Linked DNA regions of Homo sapiens: region 1 is linked to region 2. Evidence: chromatin contacts called from ENCODE Hi-C or POLR2A ChIA-PET data. All regions are on one chromosome and are shown on one strand. Each heading gives the region's core, a stretch centred on a gene start or an enhancer-like site at or near the end of the contact. The rest is flanking DNA. Distances are from core to core; before and after follow the strand shown. Region 1 overlaps ROR1 (receptor tyrosine kinase like orphan receptor 1). Region 2 overlaps ROR1 (receptor tyrosine kinase like orphan receptor 1).

The links. A loop is a pair of places that touch in the nucleus more often than their neighbours do. ChIA-PET counts read pairs that join two places held with the same protein, here RNA polymerase II (POLR2A). Pooled maps may share reads with other maps.
Region 1: a loop to region 2 is called in a map of dorsolateral prefrontal cortex, with 3 times the contacts of the local background. The contact joins two enhancer-like sites. A Hi-C loop is called at or near these places in 4 of 168 maps with a recorded cell type or tissue (PC-3, ascending aorta, dorsolateral prefrontal cortex and 1 more) and 4 of 50 pooled maps. POLR2A ChIA-PET finds 5 or more read pairs at or near these places in 1 of 52 experiments (MCF 10A).

The regions. Positions count from the first base shown.
Region 1 is chr1:64,076,085-64,079,353 of GRCh38, reverse strand. All of the region lies in intron 4 of ROR1 (receptor tyrosine kinase like orphan receptor 1), which reads right to left. Among named protein-coding and RNA genes, the nearest start is that of ROR1-AS1, 34 kb to the left of the region's middle. Within about 2 kb of position 1,978, at least 2 of the 41 ENCODE cell types and tissues checked have a DNase peak (open chromatin) inside an H3K27ac peak, as active enhancers do; they include dorsolateral prefrontal cortex, where a contact is called at or near this core.
Region 2 is chr1:64,037,668-64,041,402 of GRCh38, reverse strand. The region is part of intron 2 of ROR1 (receptor tyrosine kinase like orphan receptor 1); the gene reads right to left. Among named protein-coding and RNA genes, the nearest start is that of ROR1-AS1, 73 kb to the left of the region's middle. Within about 2 kb of position 1,707, at least 13 of the 41 ENCODE cell types and tissues checked have a DNase peak (open chromatin) inside an H3K27ac peak, as active enhancers do; they include dorsolateral prefrontal cortex, where a contact is called at or near this core.

The sequences.
Region 1 (3,269 bases), core at 729-3,228, 38 kb before region 2:
AGATAGAAGAAGCCATCTAATTAAGCATACCAAATTTCCAGCACAACATCCTTGGCAGATGATTGAAATCCTTCAAGAGGCAGATTATTCCATTGCTGGATAGTGCTACTTACTTACACATTTTAATGTTTTTAATGTACACTTACTTACATGTTTTAATGTTTAATGTTTGGGGGTAGAGAATCTGTCTCCTAGGAATGACCACTTGTTGGACCTCGTTCTGTCTCCTGAAGCTGCATGGAATAGGTCCATGCCCTCATTCAGATGTCTGAACCTGAAATCACCTATTAAGTCTTCCCTTCATTACCTTTCGCCACTCTAATCAACGATTCTCAGCACACTCAACTATTTTCACATGCCATCCATCACCTTTCTCTCTAGCAGTCATTTTCCTCCTCCTCCTTTGAACACTCCTTCCTCGAAATCAAGAGTTTGTGTTATCAGCACCTCATCATCGTACTCAACAATGACTCCAAACTTTTACTCCTTTCACCAAGGCCTCTATAATACTCTGTCACCTCTCACTCTCCTTGTTGGACTTGCCTTTAACCTCAGAGACATCAGGCGTCATGCAGGTACAACTCTTAAGATCGTATCTTTTCCTTCTGCCCCCTCTTACCTGTGTTCTGCCTCCCAACACCTATTCTTAGAATGTGTCTATGTCTTTGGTTCTCTTCTTATCTTTCTTCCAATCAGAGGAGGGTGAGGTCCTGTCTCCACTAGTCACTCTCTGTCCGGCATTTTTAGTTTCTCCCTCTCATTGTTCCCTTCTCATAGCCTACCCTAGGAATAGGCTCTGCATCTCAAAAGTGAACCAACAAACGTGGCCATCCCTCCTTCTAACTGAAGCACTATCCTACCGAGTCTCCTTCCTCGACATCTTAGCTCTGCTTACAGTCTTCCACATTTGAAGCTTCATCCCACTTAGTTCTCACTTCACTGCAATCACTATTCTCACACGAGGCCCTGCATATTCCCTTTGCTCCACACATACCAAAGATCTGCAGTTCTCCAAACAGATCATTTTTGTTTCCTGTGCCCGCAATGATCTCCCCTGCTTGTCTAGTTGGCAAACTCCTATTCTTTTTCCAAGACCCTCACATGCCATTTTCTTTGCATGGCCTTTCCCAGAGAGATAGGAAGAGAATCAAACTACTATTATAGCTGTGTTTTAAGAATTAAATGAGATAATACACACTAAGTGCTTAGCACAGTGAGTGGCACACAGCAAATGCTTGATCAACTGTAGCAATGGTTATTATTGGCCCCTTATGTAGACTGTTTCTGCTTCTCCAGGTTTTTGTTATAGTGTCCAGATATTATGTTCTATTTGTCTTAGCAGGTGACAGTTTATTTGCCAGTACACCAGAGAGTTAAGGGCAGGGACATCATCTTTTCACCTCCATGTCCCTCACATTGAGCATCACATTGAGCACATAGTAGGAACTCAATTAATAGCTGATGAATGAGCAAATGACTGCATCAACATAAGGCAATGATTGTGTATTGTAATTAGCAAGGACATGCTGGTTCTACGCTGATGGCTCTGGCCTTTTCAGCAGTGATATCACATTTAAAACCTCTGACTTATCTTCATGAAATTAGAAATGGTTTAGAATGCCAAAGGCAGACAGAATGTTCCCTGAGGCTGCCTCCCCAGTGGGGAGAACCACCGTGCTGGATCTTGGGGTCTTGAGTGAACCCTTGGCTGGGCTTGGTGCTGTCTGTCCTTTGTGGGCCAGGGTTGCCCCGAGCAGCCAGCCTCTTTGAGTTCAGCTGTGGGCCAGACGCTAAAGGTGGAACAAAAGCGGCATTGATGCCCCACTCACAAAGCAGGCCCTTGGGCAAGGATCAGAGGACGTGCCTGCTTCTCTCTTCCCAGACACAGAGCTCAGCTCCACCTCTGCCTTCAGGGCCTGGGGTAAAGTCAGCCACTGAGGTTCAGGTGGAAAGGATACGTGAGGGTGTGAAAGCCCTCAAAAGAACGTTGCTTGGTAGTTAAGAAATGGAGATGAATCAGTGGACATTTCATTCTGATGACAGAGTTGAACATTGTTTTAAGTATCCAATGGAGTGATCAGAGCCAAAGAGCCATGCTCCAACCTTTTTATCAAAGAACCTTTAAAAACCTTACATCTCCCTGCCCTCAAGAACATATACTTGAAATGTTTTTTGTCTCATATATAAATTTGCAGTTTCTATGGGAAAATTATTTATCTATTGAACCATACTATGTGCCAGATACTTTGCCTCCGTACTATGTGCTTTGCATATTGTGTCTTTTTCCCCTATAACAGCCATATGAGGAGGGTATATTTTTTCTATATGAGGAAACTGAGGCTCAGGTAGTTTAAATACCTTATTTTAGACCAAACATCTTATAAATACCTGTATTAGTTAATCAGTTTTCCAACGTCACACAGCTTTTAAAATAATCTCAATTAACTAATAGCTAAGTAAAAAAGTAACTGTTCCTCTTACCATTATTAATATAAAAAATACTGCTGTAAGATATGTTAACCAAAATTTGTTAAAATTAGCATATAAATATATCAAAATATAATTGCCAAGGAAAGCTTATAACTTGCATGATAATAAATTTTATTTTTACTTAATTGATGTTATTCGAGACAGAAACAAAGAAATGTGTTACTCTGGTTATCCTGTGCTGCTGTTTAAAAACAGTAAGACATTTGAAATATGGTAAATAGTCTGTGGACTTCCACTACACCACACTATGAGGTCTGACACTTCCAGAATTGTACCACTATTTGTAAACTGGTTTTTAATGCACTGCACAAATGGCTGCATGCCAATTTTGTTCTTGGTGGCATTCTCTAAATTGAGGCAAGTTTCTTTCTATCAGGAAGGCATGCAGAGGTCTTTCCTTTGACCTGGATGCTTATCTGGAGAAAACACAATTTTAGGATTTCCTCAAGCTGTTTGTATAATCCCTGAAGGTGCAGATCATAAAGATTTCAAAGGCATTGTAGGACCTGAAGAAGAAATGAAAAGGTCACCTTTGCCCTTAGCTTTGTGTGTCCATCCACCAGGGAATCTATGGGCAAGGCTTACTGGTGACTCCAGGTGTGTACAGAAGGGTCCAATTTCAAAGTACTTGGGGAACTCTTGCTCTAAGACCCAAATAAGAGGTTGGGGCTTTGATTTGCAACAGAAAGACAGCCTCAAATTGTTTTGCAGATTCCTTGCTACTCCAAGAAATAAGATTCAGTGAGATCAGGAGAATAACCTCCAGCTAAAAGGTAGTG
Region 2 (3,735 bases), core at 458-2,957:
CTTAAAAGCTCAGGGAAACTACTTTTTCCTTTTAAGAAAAGATCTCTACCAAATTAGAGTGGCTGGTCTCCAGCATTTAGATTGTTTTATGTCTCAGGTATAATTAATAAAGGTGGGAGAAGAAGGGAAAAACATATATTAGGCACTGATTCTATCAGGCATTTTACATGTATTATTGCATTTTGTCATCACCAGAACCCTGTATATATACATAGGATTTTCCAGCCCCATTTTAAGGAAGATACCAAGGTTTATAGAGGTCTTAGCATAGCTAGACTGTACACAGGTTGGACTGGAACTCAGTTCCATTGACACTCTTCTCCTGTCCCTACTGCCAATCTGCATTTTATAACATACTGTCATTAAGAACTTTTCCCACTATTAATTGACTTGAGACCATCCAGATAAAACCTCCTTCCCACACCAAAGGTGCTATGATTTTTACCAGTCTTTATTTTTACCCCAGGAGCAGGTTATTTAATGGGATCCTTAGTAACCACAAATTAGGTTACTCTAAGAGACCTTTTGCTGATTATAAGCTTTTGTGGATATATGGTCTGAATGTTTGTGGCCCCCTAAAATGTATATGTTGAATGCTCAGGGTGAAGAGGTGGGGCCTTGGGAAGTGATTAGGTCATGAGGATGGTACCTTCACGAATGGGATTAGTCCCCTTATAAAATAGACCCCAGGGACATCCCCTGCCTCTCCTACCATGTGAGGACACAATGAGAAGACAGCTGTCTGTGAACCAGGAAATGAGCCCTCAACAGGGAGAACCTGACCATGCTGGTGTCCTGATCTTGAACTTCCAGCCTCCAGAACTGTAAGAAATAAGTTTCTGTTGTTTTATAAGCCACCCAGTCTATGGTAGTTTATTATAGCAGCTGAACAGACATAGAAAGTGTATTTTTGTATCTATTTTACCTCAAATTTTCAAGTGTTTTTATTATGAGAAGGTATCATTTTGTTACTTTATATTTATCATATGTGCACTTTTCACTTAAATTTCTAAGTGGGAATACTTAGAATTTATGAGCAGAAACAAACTTAACCATCAGGGAAATGACTTGATTTTTATATAATATGACCAAAGTCTTTTAACTAGAATTTTGAATACAAAGTTTCTGGCTTGAGAATTGGTCCTTGAGTTTTGGTGAAATATTCCCAATCTTGTTTCTAACTTTCTCAGCCTCATCCATCCCAATTTTAAAATGCTAAATTTTTAAAAACTAAACCCCCATCTTTAGCTGAATGCTAGGATGATAAGTAAATCTATAGTCCTAACAACTCTTTAGGTTTAGGGTACATCTACATTCCAAGAAGTCACTTGAAGCTTTTCCCATCCCTGTAAAACCAAACCAAATAATAATAACAAAACCACCAGCTATTACTTTGCTTCACTATAACTTAGTAAGGGCCTAACTTAAAAACAACAACAAAAAAGCAAAGTTTCTGACCCCGGGGCTTAAGCTTTATAGGTCACATTGCAGCCTAAAGACTGCATTCTCCTTTGTGGTTGAATTATAAACCTTTGAAAAATGCTGACAGACCTTAACTATAGCAGGACAGGATGAGTGGGTCCACGTAATGAACTTTTACATGACTGGAGATAGAATCTAGAAAGCCAAGCCTGAAATACATTTCTGGTTTGGGCTTTGGGCCAACACAAACAGAACACATCATAAGTCATCTCTGTGATTTCAGTACCATGCACAGGAGATGCCTCAGCATCAACACGACACATGATCCTCACTGTGGAAGCTTTTGGCTGCTTCTATGTCATGCAAATGCAACAGTTGTGCTTTCAGCTCTGGTAGAGAGCCCTGTGCTAGGAAGAACTAGGCCACATTCAGGTCATTCAAAGACAAAGTCCGTGTGTATTTTCACTACCCTGGCCTGACTCTTAGGCAGTGGCTTGCCCAGTCATAATAAATTCTCAAGCATTTGATGGCTCTAAGTGGAGCCTAGGTGGCTTTCAAAATAAAAGTTTGTCATTCTGGCCCATGAATTTCTATTCCTCTGGGGATCCATAAAGTCATACAATCTCAGTATTCTAAAGTCACATCTTGGTTAAACAGGACCAGAATCCCTTTGTGTGCCAGTCAGCATTCCAACTCAGTTCCACCAAGGCTGACACTCCAGTTTCATGTTTTCCCAGAATGTAAACTTCAAGGAGCACAAAAGGGCACACAAGCCATTCTTTCTCCCTTTCTCCATTCATTATGCAAGATCTGTATTTCAAAATTTAAAAGAATCTGCTGACTTGACCACAACTCAAGGTCTCCTGTTAGCAGGGCAGTGCAATGGTGAAGGCCCTGTCACTTGAATGTTCTCTCTCATGAATGGGGCGGTTTTGCCTTGAAATTTTGAACCAGATTCCTCAACAATTAGAAATTATCTGCTCTACTGCTTTTCAAGAAAACAGAAAAGCACTGAGAAATCTGGAGATGAAGACTGAAGGAGCTACTATTTTCTTTGTAGCAAGAGACAAAAATCAATTCAACACACAAGGCCGTGAACTTTGAGGATGGGACCATGCCTTTTTCATTTGCTGTGGCTCCTTAAACTGATCACAGGCTTGCTAAAGATAGACGTGTAAAATGCTAGATGAAGAGATGAACGGATCTATTTTTATTTTGCTATCTATTATAAATAGATAAACAAAAACCTAAGAGCCTGCACTCAAAGATCACTCATCCTGGCTACACAGTCATGCAGGTAAAGAGATAATCATGATAAAGTGTGATCTGGGTATGTTCAGGGTGGTAAAGAACCCTAGAAAGGGGAAACTTAACCCATTTTCCAGGCCAGAGGTGTCAGAGAAGGGTTTCCAAAGGAGGTAACACCTTGCAATCGGTGGAATTTTTTTAAAAAGAGGTGATGCGGCCTCTGTCCTTCAGGAGCCCCTTAAGATCTGGAAGGAAAGCAGAGCTATTCTAGGGATCTAATTTGGAAGTACAAGTCAGAGTGAGAGCAAAAGCCAAGTGTGTGGTCAAGATGCTGAGTGTTGAAGGCATTCACAAGATAGGGTGGAGAAAGGGAGGCTGAGATCAAAACAGGCTGGCCAAGGTTACTGAGGTGGTGGCAGAGAGGCCAGATGGTTCCCTGACTTTTATCAGGCAGAGTGGGCAAGACCCAGTGTGGAGTGGAGAGGCGGAGAAACCCCAGACTTCCTGTCCTCTTGCTGGAATGTGCAGGCATTTAGGGGAGGCGAGGAGTAGACAGGAGAGGGGAAACAGAAGATAAATAAGCAAATACTTATTAAATACTTGTGCGGACATGGAGGGGGGACCTGTCCCATCTCTCCTTGGCCTCGCAAAACAGTGATACAAAAGAAACATATGAAAATAATCAGAACAAGGAAAGAGGTAAGGAAAGGGCTGTTTTATGCTCAGGAGGGGGTGAACCTGTCCAGCTCTAGAAATCAGGGAAGGTGTGAGAGAGTAGGGGGTGCTTGCATTGGGCCTTGATGGAGAGCAAGGCTGCAGAGGGGAGAGGAAGGGCAGAAGCTGTGCAGTTGTTTTGGGGAGAGTGTGGCACACAAACCAGATGCCACCCTTGGTGACATGTACCATGCATATCTGCTGAGGACTCCACAGTGCACTTCTCACAGCTTCCCCACTTCACTGTGTTTCTGACATTAGGTCAGAAATTATTAGCATTTTTGGTAGGAAAGTTCCTCCTCCAGCAGGATTGCTAGCACATGGTAGCGTGTTTAACATCCTAAACCCCTA